3 separate regions of the Mus musculus genome follow, and regions 1 and 2 are each linked to region 3. A link is a loop called in an ENCODE intact Hi-C map of the cell type or tissue named here. Cell type or tissue: left cerebral cortex. All regions are shown on one strand. Each heading gives the region's core, and the rest is flanking DNA. Links, peaks and the distances in the headings are about the cores only.

Region 1 (8,017 bases), core at 1,410-6,409, 260 kb after region 3:
TTTCAAGTTGGGAGATAAAAAATAAATTAAACGTGCACACTATGTAATGAAGATGATCTCTGAAATACCCCTTTTGTGTGTCGTTTGCTTTATTAGAAAGAAATGCTGAAACAAGATCTACAATCAGGAATGACTCAAAATAGCAGGAGGCCATAAGAGGAAAAGGCACATGCAAACACATGCTGGAAACACTTCTGTTGGGCAACTTTGTAACAAACCAAAATGGTAAAAGAAAAATCAGGTTTCAGAGTACTTTGTAGACATGGAAGAAAAGAGTTGATAAAAAGTGCATAAGCAAACTGAACTGCAAATAAGAAAGTACTACAGTTTATCTTTTAAATAAAATCACATTTTCTACAGATCATTTGTATAATGTCCCTATTAAACACTCATTCCAGAATGTCAGAACGGCAGCGCTTGTGTTTGCACTTCATTTAATTTTATATGACTCATTTCATGTATGTATTTGTTCACCCCGTTGGTAATGGATAACTCATCACACTTTCTATTATGTTCAATTTTTTTAAGGCAAATGAGAAACTACTTATATTCAAACAAAAGGTTCTAAGAAAATGGTACTTAGGATGGGTAACCCTGAGCCCTATCCTTGCCCCAGAAGCTTGCTAGTGTTTTCAGAGAGCTTTCTAGCAGATCTCCATACTGGTCTTGACCTTTGCACACTCAGGAGGCCAGATTCCCACCTGAGTGAGTTCTCACTGTCTAGTAGCTTTCCCACCAGCATCCCTTGGCTATTCCTGTGCAGATAGAGTTGAAGGGCCAGTTTCTTCTCTGATCTGAGCAAACTTTCAGGACATTCAAGGTTTCAATGGCTATACTTATACACTGTTCTCCTGAGAAGAAGCAAGAAGAGCCCAGGTTGAGTGGAGACCTGCTTAAAACAATCTCTGAGGAGGCACATTCCAAGTTAGCCAGCTGCTTAAAGCCTTCTGATCTGCAAATGATAGTCTGGCAGTCATGTTATTATCATGAATGACAGACTTGGCATTTTGTGTCATTTCTATGGGATATGACAAAGCACACCTGTGATGCTTTTCACATGCCTGTCTCAGGGAGTAGCACTATTAGAATGTGTGGCCTGTTGGAGTAGGTGTAGCCTTGTTGAAGAAGATATGTCACTCTGGGCATGAGCTTTAAGACCTTCATCCTAGCTTCTTAGAAGCCAGTATTATGCAACCTTCAGATGAAGATGTAGACCTCAACTCCTCCTGCACCATGCCTGCCTGGATGCTGCCATGATGATAATGGACTGAGCCTCTGGACCTGTAAGGCAATCCCAATTATATGTCCTTATAAGAGTTGCCTTGGTCATGGTGTCTGTTCACAGCAGTAAAATTCTAAGGCAACACCTACTAGTAATTAACTACAACAATTAGAAATGTATGTTTCACCAGATGAGCCATGGGTGTGTGTGTATATTATATTGAGAATGGCAAAGAAACATAGTAAGTGTATTTCCATACTAACACTAAAAATGCATAAGTACCAGATAAAGTAATACTAAGGCAAAAATGGTTTGCTCTGAAGATGTGATTGCACAAGTATCTTGCATTAACCTGGACTATTCGTGATCTGAGTGGCAACCAGGCTACATAGGTAATCTTGCTGTGACTTAGCCCACAGATACTTTTACTCCTATTCTGAATGGAATATATCAAAACTACGCATTGCTACAGAAGTTGGCTAAAGGCATGGCCCAGCTATGGGCTCGAGTTATGTATCATCCTCCATGGTTGATCAGCTCCCCCATCACTGCAATGAGTTAGCAAGTCATAGGAGGAAAGGTTTAGCTTATCCCATGGGTTAGAGCCTTCCAGTGAAGAGAGCATGTGACAGAAAGGGCTTCTCACATCATGGCCACTGGGAAGGAGACAAGGGGAGAAAGAGAGAGGGGAAGGGAAGGAGAGACAGGAAGAGGAAAGAGGGGGAAAGGGTGGGATGAAGTCCAAATGCTCTTTTCTAGGGCATGTTCTTCCAATTATTTACCTTCCTAGACTCCACCTGCAAATGAGATCATCTTCCTGAGTCATCCCTCAGGCCTGTGACCTTCCAGATCTGGGCACCCACAGCTCCCTTGCTTAGAAATTGCTCTCAGATAACCATTTGTTTTGAATTCAAAACAGTCTCTAGTAACAGTCAGACTCAGTTTAAAAACTCAAACTCAGAGAATATATTACTCAGAAGGAAAACTATTGGTTACTAATTAATGATAAAGTTTCTGACTTTAGTAACTGTAAATAACTAAAATATTTTAAGCAACTATTTGATATAGAAACCTGGCATAACTGTCCTCTGAGAGACTCCAACCAACAGCCAATGGAAAGAGATGCAGAGACTCACATACAAACATTAGATGGAGCTCAAAGAGTCTTATGGAATAATTGGGAGAAAAACTGAGGACCCAAAGAGTACAGGGACTTCAAAGAAAGATCAACAGAGTCAACTATCCTGAACCCTTGGGCGCTCCCAGAGACTGAATCACCAACCAAAGAGTGATCATGGGCTTGCCCTAGGACCCCTGCATATATGTAATAGATGAGCTGCTTGGTCTTCATGAGGGTCCCCCAAACAACTGGAGCAGAAGTTGTCAATGAGCCAGTTGTCTACCTGCCTGCCTGTGGATCCTGCATCCCTAAATGGACAGCCTTCCCTGGCCTCAGTAGGAGAGGATGTGCCTAGTCCTGCAGCAACTTTATATGCAGGGTGAGGGGTTAGAGGTGGGATGAGAGTATGATGGGGGTTGACACCCAGGGGGGCCTTCCCCTTATAAGGGGAATGAATGGTGGGAGGACTTATGTAAGGTGGTACATGGAGAAGAAGAAGGACTGATACTGGATTGTAAAATAAATAAACAAATTTAACAAATGAATGAATAAATAAATACTCAAATTCAGAGAATATATTATTCAGCAGAAAAACTATTGGTTACTAACTAATGATAAAGTTCCTAACTTTGTTCTCTGACTTTAGCAACTATAATTTAACACATTTTAGGCAATTATTTGATATAGAATATCATAAAGTATCCTGTAAGATTAAAATCTTGCATATATATGTTGTATATACAGTACTAAAATGTGTGTGTTTTTGTGTGTGATGATATATGGTAACTTCTATATATGTGTTATATATATTTTATTTGTGTATGTGCTAACTCATATGTATATATACATATATAATGCCCACCGAACTAACTCTTTCTACATAAACGTTTCCAATTATGACACAGCTCTGAAACCAAAGGCTTCTTTCCTTCCTGACAGTGAAAAAAACAAGCTAATCTCACACATCAAGAAACTAAGTCCATCGTAAGCTGAAGGCCGGTCCCACGTGAGAGCAGACAGCTTTGTGTGGAAACATGTAAGGTCAAATTCATTAACATGTTTTGAGTTTCATTACACACTAGACATTTAGTTCACTAAGCAGAGCTGATGGGAGGGACATCAAAGATCTTTTCAAAAAGACAGAATTATACAAAATAAATTGGATCCAACTGATGTCCACTGCAGCCCCAGAAAAGAGCACAGAATTTCACTGTCTTTTCTGCTACCGATTACCGAGGAATCTGTCTGATCGGTGAAAAAACACAATCCCTCAGCCATTCTATCAAAGCAATTAGAACGTCAGCAGTGGGTGAAAGTGGAACCAGATGTCTTTTCTGAAGGCTATTAAGTATCTAAAGGATGTTAGATAATCATATTACTTACAAAGATGTTAAATCAAAAAAGGCAAGGCCTGTGTACCATAGTCACAAGCACACTACATGCAAGGGTTATGTGTGACATTCACTTTGGTAAGGATCCACTGACTTTGGGAGCTTTCAGAAACAAAGAAGTTTAGATGGATTGGCCTCAAATTTATGTGCATTGTTTAGGTTAACTTGTAATGTTGTCTTTTTTTTTAAGGCATGATTTAGTAATTATAGCGATACAGCATCACAGAAGGGCTTTCATAATTATACAGTTATCAGTGCTTTTCTTTAACTCCTGTTCCAAGATGTGCAAGGGAGAATATTGTGGCCCCTTCCAAATGCATTCATAGTTTACATTGATTCCAGGTAGGTTCCAGGCATGTTTTCCTGGGAGGGAATCATATACACAACACTGATGCTTCTTAACCAGGCATGATATGACTGTTGTATACATTGAATCATAGCAGCTGGGGCAACCTGCATATTCTTATCAAGCCAGTGAATACGCCTACGTGAGCAGGGGAAAGTGGTGAAAGATGCATCATCCTAGGCAAAATGATGATGGTGATGATGATGATGATGATGATCTATTGGCAGTTGATGGCTACTGGGGGAGAGAGTAACTGTGCTTTGTGGGTATGCCCAGACCCATGCGCTTGTAGACGGCATTAATAGGACTCAAGGGGTTATAATAAAAAGAAAAAATTTAAACCATGCCTTTTGGTCTCTGTGAACACTCGCTAATTACATCACTCTCTAGATTTTAAAATAGTATATTCCTGGGAAACTGAGAAGCAACTGAAATACCATCTTCTGTATGTGGAAGTAACGTTCTCCACAAAGGTTAGGGAAGGAAAGCGTGCACGATGTTCCCAAACAGAGTGTTCAGATCCATCTCTGCTAGGGGGGGAAATGCAGTTTGCAGAGGAAAAGTCAAAACATGACATGAGTCACTGGTGGTTTGTTACATAACCTGTTGGCAAACTTCTGTCTGTTTAAAAAGAAATTACATCTGATGCTTAGTAACTCCTGGAAGGGCCTTTACTGCTGCCTCACCTTTGTCCCTGGAATGCAGAACCCACTGCCTGCGTGTTTTCCCTCTCAGTAGCTGGCTACCTTATAACAGTGTGGAGCAGTGAAGCTAAGTATGGATCCTCCACATTTGTCCCGTTCCTTACATACTTGTTTATCTCTGTACCTGGAACCAAGTATCTGGACTACCAAAATGCTCTTGCCCAGATTCTTGGACATCCTATAAAATCTACATCGGCACTATGTGTGCAAATAAAGGTTTATTTAATATTTCAATTTTGTGATTAACATTACACACATGGTTTTATAGATTGCTGTGGCTTTTTTTAGTATATCTCTCACTCTCTTCCTCCCTCTCTCCCTACCCCTCTCCCTCCCTTCCTCTTTGTCTCTCTCTCTCCATCTCTCTCCATCTCTCTCTCTCACTCTCTCTCACTCTCTCTGTCTCTCTGTTTCTCTGTCTTTCTCTGTATCTCTGTCTCTGTCTCTCTCTCTGTCTCTCTGTTTCTCTGTCTTTCTCTGTATCTCTGTCTCTGTCTCTCTCTCTGTCTCTGTCTCTCTCTGTCTCTGTCTCTCTCTCTCTCTCTCTCTCTCTCTCTCTCTCTCTCTCTCTCACACACACACACACACACACACACACACACACACACACACACACTTGTCCTCCCCACCTGGCACATCACAAAAACAAGGACTCTGTGAAGTAATGGACATGTAATTGATTTTGATTTCACAAATTTGTCTGTACTGATTCTTTTTTAATGTATCTATTTAAATTCTTTAATTATACTTATTACTATATGGTAGATGTATCATAGCATTTGTTAATTGGTGATCTGTTAACAACTAATAGTACAGAATCTTTAATCTTTTATGGCACTGTGTGTGAACCACGAGTCTCCTTTGATGAAAAGCACATCCAGATCACTCTCGTGTCTTCAGCTCACACCTATCTCCTCACGGAGCTTTGGAAATTATCTATACATGATGGGCCAGTGTCTCTCATCAGAGATGTGTGACTTCCAAATGTTGTCTCAGAGCCTAAGACTCAATTTTCATTCTCTCAACAGTATCCTTCAAAGGTAGACAATGTTAGATATGGCAAAGCACAAGCACAGTTCAAATAGACTGAGAATGAACATGAAAGGGAGCCATAAAGTTCAGATATGAAAAATGACCCTGTTCTACTTGAGAGATAGGCCAGATGCACAAAGGAGCAGAAACACATGGACAGACCAACAGGCAAAGAATTGCTCTTTTTTTTCATAGTGCTAATTTTGAAAGGCCGTGTGATTCTCAGCTCTGGTTCAATTATGGGTTTATTGTTTTGGAACTTTATTCTGAATGCCCAGCTGTACTACCACATAGAAATTGTATAGGACAGGAAAACACTGGAATTACCATAATGTCTAATTTCCAGTTATAGGAAAGCCTGCTCCTTTAGGATGGGAGAAAGGGAGAACCTAAGAATCAACCTCTTCTCTAGAAGCAGAATGCACAGGAAGTTTATAAAAATAAACACATTAAAACCATCATCAAGAGTGGGCACATCAGAAAACGATTTCATTGTTGGAAGACATCCATTCTTTGTACTAAAGCTAATATCTTTTTTGGTAACAGCATGGTTTTAGTGCCCCACCATTTATGAAATACCAGCTATCCCCTGAGACGAAAGCTATAACATCCAAGGAAACATTTCTAAGGACTTTCAAAACATTTCTACATGTTATTTATGCCTAGAAACTTGTGAGATTTTACACAAATACTTTTCTAGGAGTCTGGAGAAATGGATATGGATCATAATTTTAAGAATAACATTAATGAGATCATAAATATAAATTAGGGGAAGAGAGGGGAAGTGAGGGAAGAGAAGGGGGAAGTCTCACTCCAATTCAGAGAATAAATATCCCCAACTTATTCACGCAGAAATACAGGGTTGAATTTCAAACTTCCCTGTGAATTTATAGGAGTAATGAGACTGTAGTGTTTAGACCACACATGTTGTAGGGTTCAAAATGGGTGAGGGTCAAAGACAGCCCTGAGGTTACAAATTTGGAGTTCTGTTTCCTCAACACCAGTTCTCTTGCCTTAAAACACTGCTCATTGGTTAGATGTAGATGACCCTAATTTCCAAGACTGAATGCCATCCTAATAGTTTTGTCCCCAGATCTCCACCCTCCTCAGATGTGCACTTGACATCATCTGCCTGCTGATACACAGATCTTAGGGTAGTTACTACCTGGGTAGCACAAAGTGGGGACATGCCTTAAGAGGCTTGCATTTTGCACTGCAGGACAAGGAAGGCATCGTGGGGCTCTTTTTCTGAAAAGTTTACCTACTCTGTGCTTCTCCAGCCGCTGTTCACACTTGGCCCATTGCAGGGAAGTGCCATTTCATTTATCAAGGGTTAATTTTAAAAGTGTTTCCCACAGGATCTAAGCCAAGGTGTCCCAGAGATGCTTGCACATTGTGTTTACTGCAGTGCACAGAACTATGGACCAACTTGGAGCACATACTGGATGTGCAGCCTGGGACTGCAGCTGCATAAAGAACAGCCATGTTGTCGTTTTCAGGAAAGTAGACACAGCTGGAAATCGTCATCCTGAGTAAATTAAGTCAATCTCAGAAATACAAATACCATGTTTTCTCACTTTTGTGATTCCTAGATTTTTATTTAGTCACGTTAAGTTATGGATGCTATGTATGGCATAGAAGTGAAACTGTCTAGGGGGACAAAGAGACTAATGAGGGAGGAAGAAATGGTATAAGGTCAGGAGAATGTGTCCAACATATCATGTATTCTATTCGTGATCAAAAGCTTAAGAGTAAGTTAGCTGGGGCTGGAGAAATGACCTGAGGATGAAGAGCACATGCAGCTCTTAAAGAGGACAGAGTTCAGTTTCCAGCATACACTTCGGGTCACCCACAGTAGCCTAGAATTCCAGCTCCAGAGAGAGGCAACCTATTCAAGACTTATTGGCACCTCTGTCTAGGAACAGGGGGTCAATAAATACATCAAACAGACTAAATTATTCTGAGTATATAGAACCTTGTGCTCCTATCTAGTTGGAGCCCTGTCAGCCTTACAGTCACAGTTAATGCCAGTGTCTGAAGGGATGTGTGTGATGTGATATGATGTGTGTGTGTGTGTGTGTGTGTGTGTGTGTGTGTGAGAGAGAGAGAGAGAGACAGAGACAGACAGACAGACAGACAGACAGAGGCAGAGGCAGAGGCAGAGGCAGAGGCAGAGTCCTTCAGTCCCCTTACTGAGTGTAT
Region 2 (8,017 bases), core at 1,410-6,409, 640 kb before region 3:
CCACATAATTTTAAAATACAAATTGCAGCTATGCTTCCATTCTGAAGCCAGATCCTCACTCCTTTTCTAATTTATTTAAAAGTTCCTTCCTCACCATGGAAAACGCCCGACGGGAAACGGGAACACATGCAAATGTTAAGAACTCAAGACACTCAGAATGCCTTTTCCTTAGGCTTCAGAATCTGTCCCCAGTAAACCGCTGGTGAAATTATTCGCGGCTTAAAGGTCCCCGCGTGGCTCACAGCAGGGCGCTGTGGGGGAGGGGTGGGCGAGGGAAGCCCGAAAAAGCCACACCGGGTCGCCGCCCCACCCACGCGCTATGAGATCGCGCTGCTCCGTGAGGGCGAGCTCTCTATCTGCAGTGCCTGTCTTGCGTGGGGCACCGACCTGGATCCCTACTGGTCAAGTCCCCGCGGTCAGCGCCCGCGCCGTAATGGTTTCTGTGGGTCTAGAGTCGGGCTGTTGGGCACCGAGTTTCAATTCACTGCTGAAGGGCTCCTCGGTCGCGTGCGTCGCGGCCCTGGGGAGTTGGGCTTGCGCGCGGGACACCACGAGGGACAAGCTGGCGGGGGGGAGGGGGCAGTGGGGGAGGGGAGGGCTGGACCGGGCCCCTGGAGGCAAATGCTCCATCAAAGAAACCAAAGCCATCCTGCACCGTGAAGGCGGCTCTAGGCGCATTTGCTTTCCTCGTGCCCCACCCGCGTGGATAACGCTGAAGGGCGCGGCCCTCTCCACTCGTATCTCATTGAGCGCGCGCGCGCGCGCGCAGCGATGCCGCCCGCGGATGGGGGTGGAGATTTAAAAAAAAAAAAAAAAACCAACAACAACAGAAAAAACCCAAAGCCAGAAGCGGAGGCCTAGCCCTGTGGACACTAGCTCCAGACTCGCCAGGCACGGACCAGCGCGAAGCCCACGGCGGGGATGGAGACGCAGGGCGGGGTGAGAAGGGAGGACACCGGGCTGCAACCTATGGCAGCCTAAGGGCTCCAAAAAGCGGCATCCGCCCTCCGCCACCCGCGTCCGCTGCGCGGTGAACACGCGGCTCCCGGGAGAGACTAAGGGCCATGCGAGCTTCTATCCGATCCTGCTGATTTATTAAAATCAAGACACAGACTTCAGCACACACAAAAAAACCCAAAAACCCCGGCGGTGACTTCGACAGTGCATTGAGTCTGCTTCGCCACCATTTGCTACTAAATATGCAATGGTCTGTTTATTTAATTATATTGCACAAAATGAGAAAATTTTAAACTATGTGCCTTTCCTTTTTCTTTTTGATAAAAATCGCGTATCCAGTTTCAAACCTTCTGTCTGGGGCCCCGTCCACACATCACAGCGATGAGATACATAGGTCCTACTATGATACAGTACATACAGTCTTAAACTAAGAACAGCTCTGAGGTCTAGGTCACCATTTTCAATAAATCTTTACCTACAAATATTGAACAAATCTCTACTATAGCTGTACAAAAAAGTTTGCTTTTTTTTTTAAACCACAAGGCCTTTAGATGCAAGGATTACTTTTAAATTTTTAATCCTTTTAAACCAGGACATAACGTACCAACATATTTGCATGCTAAAAAAACAAACAAAAAAGAAAAACAAAAACAAGAAGAGAAAAAAAGAAAAAGAAATCAAAAGGGAAGAAGTGCCTGAAAGTCTTACTGAAAAAACACAGCAAGATTGTTCCCTTTTCACTGTACAAAAATACGCCTGAAAATATATTAATTTTTAAAAAAGATTGAGGTCTGTTATGTATCAAAAATGTTTCAATACCTTTTTGTACTGAGGTCTAGGCTGTAAGGTATTCAATCAAGGAGGTATAAGGGAACGAGTTACCAAAAAAAGGTTGCCAAGTAGAAATCACATTTGTAAAACCATAAACAATTTGATCTGAAAAGTAAACTCTGGTCTTAAGTCAGTTCACAGTTATGATTTTTGTAAGCGTTTGTACAGACTGCATTTTTTCAAGCTCCCTGCAGTTTAAGAAATCGGATGCATAGAAGACATCAGCTTTCTCCCTCCAAAAAAGAAAATAAAATAAAAAGGTTGCAATGGTCCCTTTTTGTGTTTTTCTTTTTTTAAATCACCAGTTCCTTTTTAAATCTCTTAAGAAAAAAAAATCAACTCCCTAGAGTAACAGTTGTGCCGTCTAAAGGGTCCTCTGCCGATGTCTTTCAGACTTCAAAGAGCCACAAGCTTCAAACAGCGCCTTCCGGAGCGGGGCCTCCTCCCCTCCCCCGCCCGGTCCCCTCTGCCTTTGTTGCAATCACGAATTTCAGGAAAAAGAAATAGAAATTACAAAACACGTTTTTTTACGGGTGGGGAAAAAATCACAACTCCAGACTAGGTGTGCAACTACCTTGAGACACGATAAAGGACGGGAAGAGTGGGGAGACCAAAAAATTTTTTAAAAATAAAAATTAAAAAAAAAACTTGGAAAATCTGTTTAAAACTACTCATTTCACTTTAACTCCAACAACATTTCATCACCGTTTCCAATTTCTCAGCGCCACATCTCTCTGACCATGAGCATCTTCTCCCCCTCCCCCCACCATCCTCTTTATCCTGACCGCCACGACTGCCTCCCGAGGAGCCCTGCGCCTCTCAATACGTGAACACCAGGTCGGAGAAGTTCGCCTCCAGCCAGTCCCCCGCGATCATCTCGCTCAGCTCCGGCGTGCAGTAGTCGGGGAACTCGAAGTGGGAACCCAGGCTGCCCTCGCTGAAGGAATCCAGGTCCTTATCCACCAGCGACAGGGACAGGTTCCCCGCCGCTCCCGCGCCCAGTGGCTGCTCGCAGGCGCTGTGCGCGCCCTGGGAGAAATTCAAGCTCAGGTCGAACATGAGGTCGTCTGCATCCTCGGCGCCGCTGCCGCTGCTGCTGCCGCTGGATGAGGAGGTGGACACGCAGCGGGAGGACGCGGGCGACAGCGCGGGAGGCGCGGGCGGAGGCTGCTGCTTGGTGATGTTCTTGAAGCTGTAGTAGAGCCGGCCGCCCGCGCGCACTTCGTCGTACAGGCTCGCGCCCTCGGGGGACTCGGCGGCACTGCTGAGCGTGGGGCTGGCGGGGACCTTGGCCACGCTGTAGCGCCTCAGCAGCTGAGGGGGTTGCTGCTGCGTCGGCGGCGGCAGCAGGTGCGAGTGCGCGGGCTCGTCGTCGTCGTCGTCAGCGTCCGGCTTGGGCCGTAGCTGCAGCTCGTCATCTTCGTCGTCGTCTTCATCGTCGTCGTCCAGGAAGACGCACTTGGCTGCCTTGCCCGCGGCGCAGTCCCCCGGCTGCGCCGCCTTGCCCGCGCCCGCCTTGCCCGCAGGCGCCTTGAGCTTGGCGCACTTCTTGCCGGGGCCCTTGGCTGCCTTGGCGCCCGCCGCGCTCTTGTCGGGGCTCTGGCCCGCGCTGGGCTTGGCCGCTGGGTCCGTCTTGGGCTTTTTGCGCGGCCGGTACTTGTAGTCGGGATAATCAGCCATGTGCTTGAGGCGCAGGCGCTCCGCCTCCCTGATGAACGGGATCTTCTCGCTGTCCTTCAGCATCTTCCAGCGCTTGCCCAGCCTCTTGGAGATCTCGGCGTTGTGCATGTCGGGCGACTGCTCCATGATCTTCCTGCGCTCGATCTTGGACCACACCATGAAGGCGTTCATGGGCCGTTTGATGTGGCCCGACGCCGTCTTGCACCAGTCCGGGTCGCTCTCGTCCAGGGCCACCGGGCTGCACGCCATGAACTCGCCCTCCTCGGTGTCCAGCGCGTCCCGGGGCAGGTTGCTCTCGGCTTCCGAGCTCTCGGCCTGCTGCACCATGGTCCGCGGCGGGGCTGGGCGCTCGGTCTCCTGCGCGGGCGCCCCTCCCCCTCCCGCCCCTCCACCTTCTCCGGCAAGTTGCAAAGTCCTTGGCCGCGCGCGTCCGCGGCTGCCCCCCTCCCCCCCGGCCCCGTTCCCTGCTGCGTCGGCGGCTGCGGCGGCGACCGGAGAGGAGGCGGCGGCGGCCCGGGACCCGCGCTCTCTCTCTCACTCGCTTGATTTCTCGCTCTCTCACTCCTGGCAGCCGCCGCAAGCGCCGGACCCCAAGCACTCCCAGGCGCGCGCGCTTCTTCTGCAAAAAGTTGAGGGCTCTCTCTCAACTCGTTATCAGGGTGTCATATGGGTGACATCACTACTCCCACCAGCCAATGGCTGGTCCCGACTCCGCCTATCTCCCGTTATTAACCACGGGCCCCACCTCCAGCCCCGCCTCCTGGCCAGTTTGCAAAGATGGGGGGCGGGGGGAGTTGTCTAGAAATATGTTATTTTTTCAAAAGAAATCCGCGAGTGCGCACAGCTGCGCGTGTCCCCCGGGCGGATGCAGGACGGAGCGAGAGACGCCAGCGCGGACTCAAGGGCGCGGGACGATGGACTGAACCCCAGTGCAGATGCACCCACCCGGGCACCGCGAGTGGGTGCCCCTGCTCATCCTGGGCGCGTCGCGCCCTAAACCCGCGCGCGATCGCGCTGCGCCGCTATCCAGCAGAAGGTGGCGCTTCGACACCGCGCGGCACCGTGCACGTGGGCTCATCCTCCGGTTCTTTTTCTCCCTCTTTCTAGAGCCCGGTCGCCGGGCCCTCCCTCCCCCCCTCCCCGCGCACCCGCAGGGTTTTGTCCCGTCTCTCCCCCTCTCGTTTTCCCTCCTGGATCGCGCGCATCTGCCGGTTCGGCTGGAGTAACGGTCTTCGGAGACCGCCGTGTCCGGGCGGCTCCGGAGCGGTTCGGAAAGGAGTTCACGGATTCAGGCCGGATCGGTGAAACAGCCCGGGACTCAGCATCGCCGCCCCTCCCCCACTTTCTACTCCATAGGCCTCCCCAACTCCCCGCGTCCCGCCTCCTCTGTCCATCACCTACGCCCTCCTCCCCTGCAGCTCGGTCCTGAAACCCTAGCTCTGCCTCCCAGCACGCACCTTCTGGGTCATTTGCTATTTTAACCCAACGGTACAAACCAAAGCTAAAATGAAGTGCACTCTCGTTTAAAGCGAAGATATTTCTTATTTGCCTGCTAAGGCTGCCGCTGGAGCGGTGGCTCCTGCCTACTGGTTTTGCCGGGCTCCTTGGAAACTCGCTTCTCTTTGTGTTGTCTCTTACCCACCTATGGCTCTTCTGAGGACAATGAAACGAAGCCTTTCTGCTTTCTGTTTAACGTGGCTGCTCACCCTGTTTTCCTCATACCTACCCACTGTCAGTTCTGGGGGCTGGTTCTTAAGATCTACAGCCCCTCACCCCACCCGGAGTTGCTCACCCGAGAAATCGGCCGCCCGGGACTAGTGGAATTATCTAAACATATTTCCTTTCAGGTTGGTGTACTGCACAGGGTACTACACTTCTCATCTCCCACACATCCCCACTCCGGACATAGAATGGTGCCAGGTCTTCATAGGCCATTTTATTTTTAAAAAGGGGGGAGGGGTCCCTGTATTTCACCCTTATCGTATTCACCCCAAAGAAAAGCACCGATCCAAGCACGTGTATTATTGAAGTTAACCTCAGTCTTAATAATGTTGGCATTTTATTTTAATGTTTAAGGCTATTGGAACCTAAAAAATTTACATACTGGTTAACCTGATGTCTGGAGATGTAGAAAAACCCATGTGGAGTGTAAAAATCCATCTTTGAGGCAAACCAGACATTCTCTCTTGTTTTCCTCTTAGCTGCCTGATTTCCCAGCAATGGGGACATCAGGCAAGGGTGGGGTGGGGCCAGCGAGTCCCCATCACAAGGGAAATCTACACTCTAAATACAGGGAGCTATTTCATCTCAGCTTCCAATTGTCAGGCATGGGGGTATATACTGTCATTCTTATTATTTCTTTTATTTTCTTGGCATCTCCCCTTCCACATCCCTCTCTGGCCTGTTTCGGTTGTTGGTTTGTTTTGTTTAGAGACAGGATCTTACTCTACACACCTCAGGCTAGTCTCGAACTCATTTCACCTCAAGAGCTACCTCTTGTGACCATCTGCCATCTTATTATACAGTAACAGAAAACGTGTTTGAAAATCTTTGGCAGTTTAAATTCTGCACCTAGTTTTGCTACGTTCCTGATATGAAATTGTGCACAGCTTCAGAAGATGAATGACCTCAGGAGAGGCAGACAGAGTCAGTGTGTGTGTGTGTGTGTGTGTGTGTGTGTGTGTGTGTGTGTGTGTGTGTGTGTGTGTTTTCCCAGAGGGCAGTAGCGCTCCTGGGGGTGGCGGATACCAGTCAAAATCACACAGAACTTGTGTTCAAAGATTAAAGAGTCATTTGTTGGAGAAAGAGGATCCCAAATAAGAGGGCTGCATTTTGCTGTGGGAGTCCAGAGGCCTTGCTGGGTCCTTTAGTAAACAGTTGCAGAGATTGGGGGTTCCGGAAGGCAGCTGGAGGAGCAGGCTTGAGAGCAAGTCTTGCTGTCTTCTCATTTAGGAAGGCTTTCACAAAAGATCAGGTAGATTGATATTCTATAATAGTGGTCTACCCACAGGTTTTTTTTTTTTTTTTTTTTTTTTTTTTTTGTCATCCCTAGTTATTCAAGGACTGGGAATGAAAGAAAAAAAGATTAGAAAAATCTGTAAACATCTTTTATTTTTCTAATTATATTGTATACACTTTATTCTTTCCTAAGAGAAAAATCTAAGTCTAACTTTTCTTTTAAAAAGAAAGAAGAAAGGGAATGTGTTTGAAGCCCTACACGATGCTTACAGGAACAGCATACACTTTTCTAAAAGAAAAATCAGATTATTAACAACAGCAGGAGTAAACTACTGAAAGGACTGTTGACTAAGAATTACTTAGCCTTTAGTAGTTTTTATCTTTTATTTGGTAAAATGAAAATGTTTCTGCTGTTTTTTGAACTACAGAGTGTAATCCAGGTACACTCCATTTCATATCCAATACACACTTCCTTTCTCTGCCCATGGCTGAGGTATGTGGTTTTCCTGTTAGGGATACACATTGCTGAGTACATAATTAACTCTCAGAGTCTTAATGGTCACATTTGTCTGGGCCCCCCATGACTATACTTTTATAATTATAACTTATCTTTCTCTTTTAGCACGAATACTAACATATAAAAGATATTTTACAAAATCATTTAAAGTTTAAAACATCAGAATAAATATAAAATATTCCTTTTCTTCTCAAAAACGTAATTGATTATACAGATAAATCTTACAATCATTCCTGGTTAAACAGTTGACTCATTTAACTAATGGAAACATGAAGTCACTTCCCCCTTCTCAGTCTTTTAAAACAAATAAACTAACCAGTACATTGACCTTCTTTTTTCCTTCATCTTTTCTCCCTAAACAAGTTGTTCTGTTGTGGCTGTGTCCTTACAAATGTCCCTCAGAGGTGTCTGTGGACATAGATTGGACTCCCTCTACCTTGGGTACAACACGAACACAAGCACTGAGTGTGTATGCACACCACACTTGAACAGAATGAGACTGAGAAGCCGCTTCGGACTCTTCACCTGATCCTCATGTTCACACATGCTGAAAGGCTAAGGCTTCTCACAGATTATACTATAGATGTAAGATCTGACTGAAGGACTGTAAATACAAGTCTCTCTGCTCTGTTCTTCCTCCCACCCCCCACAGGCATGTATATACAGGCACATAAACACATTTGTATGCACACACACATGTATGTATATACACATATATATTCAAATACACATACACACAGGCAGGCATTCACACATTGCATGCACACACATGCATACACACACACACACACACACACACACACACACACACACACACACACACACATACACACACACCCCACTCTATGGATATCATGTAGGGGAACTACATAGTGCACAGCATTTTCAAGCCAGCTCTTTTCACACAGCAAGCTGTAGATAAGGCCATTAGTGTTTGCATTTTCACACCCACTGGTTCTCTGCTGTCTGGATGTGGCACAGCCTCAGGACATCCTGAGGACATCCTGGCTGCTCCCAACAAGGTTGGGCGTGGTGAGTAGATCTACTGCAAATACCTTGTGCAAGTGTGGTGGG
Region 3 (8,017 bases), core at 1,156-6,155:
AACATACATTTCATACCCAGATGGAACCCCAGTGCTGGCATCCATGTCCAGGTATCTTATAAGGAGAACATCTTGGTTTTACAAATCAGAGTCCATAATGGTATTGAAACTCTACCCGGTTTATAACAACAAGATTTCAATGCATTTGCTACAGATTTGCTTTGAGACTTGGTTATTGCTGGCTACCCCAACTCCTTGAATACAATATCTCGCTTAGAATTCATTTCTATGTACCCATTGATGTATTTCCCATTCCCTTATTAATAGTTAAATTCAAAATGTTATCAAGAAGCTTCATCTAGCAACTGATGGGAACAGATGCACAAACCCACAGTAAAGCATTAGGTGGAGATTGGGAAAGAGAGAAAGGATTGTAGGAATCAAGGACACTACAAGAACATGGCCCACAGAATCAACTAAGCGGGGCTCATAGGGACTCATAGATTTACTGTCAATCACATATCCTGAATTGATCTGCACAGGTCCTCTGTGTACATGCTGGAGCTGTTTAGCTTGGGGTGTATTGAGGAGTAGTCTGGTACTGCTATGTATTTAAATGCTAAATACTGGCCCCCAAGATCTGGTTGCCCAAAGACAAGGGAGTTCCCAAGTATACCAGTCTTTGTTATGTAAACCTTGCTCCCAAATTTAAAGCTACTTGGTAAATAAAAGTGCCTACAGCCAATTACTGGGGAGAATACAGGTAGGCAGGTTTTCAGTTACTGGACTGTGGATCAAAGGTAGGGACTACTAGGGGGAAAAGAAGAAGATAAGAGGAGAAAGAAGAAGGAGGGAGAGAGAAGAGAGAAAGAAGCCACCATGAGTCCAGGTAGATCATGAACACATGACCAGAAGAAGTGGAGCCTGAGGACAGGCTGTTGGAAGAGAAATAACCCCACTGAGACTTAAACAGCAGGTACTTAGGGAGCAAAGCTGGGAATTGAAAGTCTAGCACATAGTAAAATAGATTATGGGTAACTTGCCCAATAATTGTTCTAGAGTTGATTTTTAAAATCTAGAGGACTCTGCCTTAAATACTGGTGGGCTGGCCAGGTCATATTAATAACTCATAGAGCTATTAAATAATATTTAAATTCTATTTACAGGGGTATTTGAGGGATGCATACCAGTGGGAGAGGGAATATATCTCTGAGTCTTTTGCCTGCTCTTGGAACCAATTTCCTCCTATTGGGTTGCTGCTACATCCACTCCAGTAGTGACAAGCGCGACAGGCCCCCGAAAACCTGGGCGCTGTCCCGAGGCAAAAAGTTCACAGAAACTTAGTCTCCTGGAATCGTGGCATCCTGTATAAAGAATGCCCCAATGTCCTTGCTTTAGTTGGTAAATGGATCTGTGTGCTTTCCCTTAATATGGCTTTATTACAAGTGCTCCTAAGGATTAATATTTTGACATATAGCTAAGTTAGTTTCTAGGCAGTCCTTGATTCAGCCTTCGGCATGGATAGCTAAGTCACTACCCTACACAGAAATTTACCATGATCTAGGAAGAAGGAAGTTTGTGGCCTAAAGAGTAACCAGAGTAGAGATACTTAGAACTATAGGTAGCTGAGTTACACCCATACACAAACAAGTATTTACAATGGCCTAGGGGGAAGGTGTACTATACAATAGACTAGAGTAGGAACTATGGCAAGGGCACAAAGCCCTTGCCCCTGGCTTCTAAGATTAAGTGGACCTTAGGGGGAGCTGTTTTTGATCCCAGTTGTTAACATTGAGTTTTACCCCAGTTGGTTCCTGCCAGTTCTTCCATATTTGTATTGCTTTGTTTTGTGTAAGAATCCAGTAACCTCTTTGTACCTTGCCGGTGTGTCACCCAACTCCCCTATTTTCTTCTGTATAAAAAATTTGACAAATTACATTCAGATCCACACTCCCTTGTGTTGAGTCTGTCTGTCAATTCCCACCGACTCCTTGCCCACCTGTGACCAGAAACCCGTTCCACGCAGACAAGGGACCAAGAGGATCTGCGGCAGATTGCCTTGCCCAGCCTTGATATGAGGTTTTGTGCCTAGACTTATTGTAACTTGTTATGCTGTATTCAATTGACATCACTGGAAGACCTGCTTTTTCTGAAGGGGACAGGGAGCAGTATATCTGGAGGAGGTGGAAGGTAGAGGGGACTTGGAGGAATGGAAGGAAGGGAAATTTCAGTCGGGAAGTAATACATAATAGAAGAGTTACAAAAAGGAAAGACAGCATCTTCTGTACTGTAAAATTCTCCCCAGATGACATACCCAAATATTCATTCAATCCAGAGCCAATTTTCAAGACTGAGACCAAATCATGTCACTTCTTTCCTTCCTACAATACAACTGACTTCCAATACACTCCTCACAGTAGTGTCCCCAGGCAAGGTGTGATTCCTCTCAATGCTGTGCTCACATCTCTAGACTCCACATAGCACTTGGGGCTATAAACTTCAGCACCTCCAATCTGCAGTGTTTCCTCCTCCATATTCTTCTCCTTTTTGGCTTCTTTCATTCTTTCAGGTTTTAGCTTTGAAAGCTATCACCAGGCTGGTGCTCAGTCAGTAGAATTTGTTCATGGGCATGAAGAGCTGAGCTCAGTCTCCAACACCCACATCAAGTCCAGACACACATCAAGTCCAGACATTAGTTTGTGTGCATATGAACCCAGTGCTGTAGGAGGAAAGAGAGACAAAAGATCCCTGGAGCTTGATGGCCAGCCAACCAAGCCAACAACAGTGAGGTCCAGGCTCAGTGAGAGACTCCGTGTCAGGGGATAAGACAGAAAGCAAGAGAACTGTGCACAGATGTCATCTTCTGCCTCCACATGAACATAGAGAATGCAAACACGCATCCATATATCAAAGTTCATGCACATGTGTGCAAAACACACACACACACACACATAAACACACACACAGAGAGACAGACTTATACGAACCCTCATACCCACATTTTCATTTCTCCCTTTCCCGAAGGACTGTTCTCACCATCAGCCTCCAGATCTCATGACAAATCTCACACTGTAGGTGGCCATGGTCACACTGTCTCAGAAGAACCAGGATGCTGAATATTCTGCTTGCCGTTACACATAGAGTAGTCACGGTCTAGACTCATTCAATGAGCAGTCAGCTGATTCCTCAAGCGGTTTTGCATTCACTAAGGGTGTGTTCTTTTTCACCTTGTCCCTCTTCACCTTTCACAACATAGAAGAAGAGGGAAACTCACTTTTTATCATCCACATTGACTCTGATAGTAAGTCAGAGTCAATCATCCAGGCCCCCACAGGCAGGCGAAGGAAGTACAGTAGACCACAAAGATCAGAGGGCCTTTTGGGTGAGCTCACAGTCTGGGTCCTGAGGAAAGGGTGAAGTTGTAAGGAGCTCCCAAGGCGGTGGCTAGGCAAAAGTTCCAACAGGGGGTGCATCTTTGTCCCATAGCAGTGCTGAGTCTCTGCAAGCAGCCTGGACTTCTCTCGCAGTAGCAGTTTGAATTAAATGTAATAAGGCCCCGCATGGGAAGAAGACCTCGAGGGGCTGGGACAGAACAGGCGTAAGGATCCTTACACTTCAGTTTTTCTCCACAGGTCATTGCACTTCAATACCCTCATCCTCTGTATGTGGCTTTGTCGGGTGCGGGGCTGTCATCTCTATTTCACAGAATTCAAAGACAGCTGAGTCAAAGCCTACTGCACATGCTCCTGCCTTTCTCTCTTCTGTGGGTGCTGTGTGTCTCCTCAAGCAAAGAGCATGCACATCAGGAAAGGCTGTCATGGCAACTCTGACACTCCCTTCATACTGACCCATTTGGAATTTTTCCTATTTAATACCAAGACATGGATTAAGAGGTTTGTTTGTCCTTAGATTTTCCTTTCATTTATTATGAGGCCAAGGAGTCTCTCAATAAAATATTCCACGGCCTTGAAATCCTTGGCTTTTCCCTGCTTTATAACATACATGACCACAGGCTCTGGGTATGTGGGTTTCCTGAGAGGCAGGCTGTTGTTAGCACTCAGTGGCCATAAATTTAAGTGTGCTTAGGTTAACTGAGTATCCTGTTAACATAATCATAGCAACAGCCAGCCTTTACCACAAGTATGTAAAAAGACAAGTTGTGTAAATATCGTTTGTGAATTCCTAAGCTGCGGGAGACTCATGGGAAGATGAAACAAATGGGAAGAAAGTGAAAAACGAGAGGCTGCTTCAGGAGTGAATCTGTGTGAGGAGAAGCCATGCACCTCATCACAATTGTCTCCAAAATTATGCAAGCAAGGAAAGGAGCTGTCACATCTCCTCCTAATTAAATTCATACATTTGTTCCTCTTCAAAAATGGCCACACACTCCATCTGCCAGTACAGCATGCTTGGTGTTTTCAGCCAATACTCTCTTGCTGAGCTGTTCATACCGAGTCGTGGGGCACAGAGGGGCTGAACTGTAGGAGCAGCTTTCTGAAGAAAAAGGGTAGAATGGTCTGTGTACATCTGAGTTATTTATCTTCATTTTTTGGTGATAAAAAAGATCAAAAACCACATGAAAGATAAACCATCAGAAAGTTTGAGCTGTAGGCACAGCACTGACAGGCTGAGGAACATTTTTAGTGGTATGGTAATTTGGTGGAAGCGCCGTGATTCTTTTTAACAGCTCATATTAAATCAGAGGAGTTGTTAACTACAGCCACTCAAAGAAAGCACATCCCATGAGCATGCTCTGCAGCACGAATGCTTAATCTGCTAGGTGCCTTTGTTCTGAGGTGCCGCCTGTGACGCAGAGTGCCCCTTAGACTGTCTGAAGGATGTGAAGGCAGGATGCCTTTGCCCACATGGGCTGCCTGTGTGAAGCTCACGAAGCCCTTGTCTGTAGTCCCAGATGCAGGGAAGCATTCTGTGTGGCTCCAACCCTCTTGCTCTCCCACAGTAACTCCAACCCCTTTTGTTTCAGGCCGGCTCTTCTCTTTTACTCATTTCATAAGCAACTGGTTTTTCTTAGTCTATCTATTCATTCCTTCTGCAAGAATTTGCCCTTCTCCAGCATTCCAAGTACCAGTCATCACAATTCCTTTCCTCAGGAATGAGCCGTTCTTGTTGTCTAACAATCTATGAGTAAATGAAAATTTCAGACAAGTGTGATTTTTTAAAATAATATATAGCACTGCAGTGTCTGTTAACTTTATTATTGCTCTTATTTTTGTTAATGTTGAAATCTATCGTACTTACTCTATAATTTTATTACTGAGTATTGCTTCTTGTAATTGTCATTGAAGGGTCAAGCGAACTTTCTCAAAGTGAGTTACGCACTATCCCATTCAAGGTTGCTTACTCACCTTGCATTGTTGTGTCTGCATGGCATAGTCCACCAAGTTAATGCTATCACCAGAAAAAAACTTGGTAGGGTTGAGTGCATTCAGAAACTCAGTACTCTCATACCTGAGGATAGTGGGGATTTCATCTACTCCTGAACAGGTTCCTGTCCGGGAACATGTGACCATGACACCCCATGGAGAGTACTGTGACAATCAGTCACTTAGTGACAGGGCCTGAAGCCCCTCCACCTCCACATGCAGATCCGACCAAGCCAGTAGAAAGCATCTGCTTTTAGACCCTACCCATCCCAAAATGTATATAAATAAGATCCTGTCCAAAAGGAACAAAACACACATGAGTTATTTCATCAAAGACTGACTGAGAGTGTCTGTTGTACAGAGCTGTAACACACTGGAGACGAGAATTCTCTCTGGAAGCTTTTGTTGCCAGAAGCTACTCAAGCTCAGCTGTGCCCTGCTGGCCAACTGAGTCCCACCGCACCACAGCAACTCTGGAGTGGCAGCAGCTGTGAAAGAGACCTGACAGCTCACCTTGATCTACCTCCCCCTCCCCTTTGGAGAGAGCAACAATTTGGCCACTCAAGCCCACAGGCAGAGCCCTTTAGATCTCCATGGATAGTGTCCAGTACACAGACCAGAACGTCCTCATCCCTATTCAGATTTAAGTTACATACATATTAGGATAATGAGGATTCCATACCATCTCTAGGAAATAGCTCAGCAGTGTGGGACAGGGACCCCCCCTCCCCAAGTTGCGTTTTTACCTTCTCTGGTTGTTGATGGGTCCGTTCTTGTGCAGACTCACTAATGTCATCAGTTGTTGAGAGTGCATGCTCGCAGTGCCTGTGCATTGCTCAGAAGACAGATTCTACAGCTCTTCTCCTTCCAGCTCTTATAAGCTTTCCACTCATCCTACTCCTCCCCGGAACTTTGGACAGAATGCCATAAACACCGTGTTTGGGGCTGGGCACTCAACTGTCCAGTTTAGCCACTAGAAAAAAAAAGGCTTCATTGATTAAATCTGAGAATGACAATTGTCTATGGATATATATATTCACCAGATAGTGTTTTAAGTAGTACTTTGCCATGGGTAAGAGCAATTGATGACTAAATATGAACAATAACTAAGATAAAATGCTGAATAACTGTAGGAATTTGCAATCAAGAGAAGGTAACAGTTTATATTTTCTTGCGGAAAAAAAAAAAAACTAAAACATTCTTGCTTTCCAGAACAATGAGGTTACCAGCCTGAAAATGGCAGTCGTATATAAATCCTCTTATCCCATGGACAGATTCTGTGAAGATCAGCAGCTATGTCTCCAAACACAGGTGAGTGTATGAAGCTAACCATGAGAGGCCAATTCTGATACTCAGAACACTGCTGGAAGGCCAGTATTGCATAAAATTCTATTTACCATTGTATAACATGGACGGACCCATGGCTCTGAGTCTGTCAATCATCTAACAAGTGAGACGAGCTTTACTCCAATCTGGCTGATGCTCTCTGGCCGTTATCAGACCCATCTAAGTTTATTATTAGGGCAAACCACATTGATCTATAGACCATTGGATGAAAGAAGTATGTAGAGGAGATGCCATCCTACAGCTGGTAGATCTTAGGCCTTCTGGTAATGATTACACCAACTTAACTGACGTATGGTAACAAAACCAACAAGGACCCACCAAATAGAAGTTAGCCAGTCATTTAGTTGGGTTGACAGTGATTATGAACTTTTATCCCAATTAGTGTATCTTTAAAAGAATGCTTAATAAGGCATTAGATGGGTCTTTGTACAGAGTTCTTGTCTTAGTTACCATTCTATTGCTGTGATGACAGCCATGACAAAGGCCACAAATAAACTGCAGCTTGTTACAGTTTCAGGAGGTTGGTCCATGATCATCATGGCAGGGAGTATGTTCACAGGTAGACAGGCATAGTACTAGGGAAGTAGCTGAGAGCTCATATCTGTTCCCCTAGATACAGGCAGAGAGACAGAGCAAGACAGGTCTGACGTGGATTTTGAAACTTCAAAACCCATTCCCACTGACACACCTTCTCCAATAAGGCCACACCTCTTAATTATTCCCAAACAGTTTCAGGGACCAAGCATTCAAATATTTCATCTTATGGCCATTCTCATTCAAAGTACTGAAGTATCATGGTTTGAGTGGCCATCTCTTTAAATTTACACCTCTGCATGGAGTTTCACAGTGAACTTGACCGATTTATTCTGGTCAGAAAAAAAAAAGAGCTGTCTTTGAACATATCTAAAGCACTTTTGATTCTTGCAAACAGGTTTTTTGTGCTTACAGAGGCCATTAGCACTGAAGTCATTTAACACAGAATGCACAAACATTGGTCGGTCTCCCTGGCACTGCCTGCCTTTCTGAGATCAGTTCTAACCAATGACATCGCTCTGAGGGAATGCTTTGCATCTGTGAAAATGATCACTTACCTAAAATGGTCCGGGATGCATAGTGTAAAGTATTTTATTCCAGGATAATAAAGCAACTGCTTGTTGCCTGAACCTCGGGGAACAAAACTCATTATCACTACAATCATTTTCCCTTCATATAGCATTTTAGGAGCCCCAAGAATCACCAGCATCCGCCAGCAGCGACTGATTCAGTAGGCTGGGTAAAGAATTCAAAATGCAAGAAGCCAGAAGCATCGTGGTTCATTTCCATGGCCAAATATTTGCAAGTGTGTA

What was found. Peaks named below come from ENCODE experiments on the same cell type or tissue, not always from the same donor. Only the 100,000 strongest peaks of a DNase experiment are listed, where the experiment ranks them.
Region 1: a loop joins it to region 3, with 13 times the contacts of the local background. A loop is called at or near these places in 2 of 42 quality-filtered maps.
Region 2: it touches region 3 in a loop (4-fold over the local background); 3 of 42 quality-filtered maps call a loop at or near these places.

What each region holds. Positions count from the first base shown.
Region 1 is chr12:28,233,609-28,241,625 of GRCm38, forward strand. No RefSeq gene overlaps it. Among named protein-coding and RNA genes, the nearest start is that of Gm25564, 110 kb to the right of the region's middle. In left cerebral cortex, for the core only: no CTCF peak of the experiment used is centred there; DNase peaks (open chromatin) are centred at 4,241 and 4,620; H3K27ac peaks cover 442 bases.
Region 2 is chr12:27,338,614-27,346,630 of GRCm38, forward strand. Sox11 (SRY (sex determining region Y)-box 11) reads right to left here and starts at 4,105. Exons shown (of 1, transcript NM_009234.6): 1 at 1-4,105. The coding sequence starts at 3,795. The coding sequence ends at 2,608. Gm30855 (a long non-coding RNA gene) reads left to right here and starts at 6,541. Exons shown (of 3, transcript XR_381385.4): 1 at 6,541-8,017. In left cerebral cortex, for the core only: a CTCF peak has its summit at 4,490 (motif pointing right); DNase peaks (open chromatin) are centred at 2,217, 2,715, 2,964, 3,255 and 3 more places; H3K4me3 peaks cover 3,951 bases; H3K27ac peaks cover 3,531 bases.
Region 3 is chr12:27,974,058-27,982,074 of GRCm38, forward strand. It overlaps Gm45941 (a long non-coding RNA gene), which reads left to right. Exons shown (of 3, transcript XR_381389.3): 2 at 6,537-6,635; 3 at 7,885-8,017. Among named protein-coding and RNA genes, the nearest start is that of Gm31025, 8.3 kb to the right of the region's middle. In left cerebral cortex, for the core only: a CTCF peak has its summit at 3,255; DNase peaks (open chromatin) are centred at 2,587, 3,065, 3,583, 4,336 and 1 more place; H3K27ac peaks cover 1,401 bases.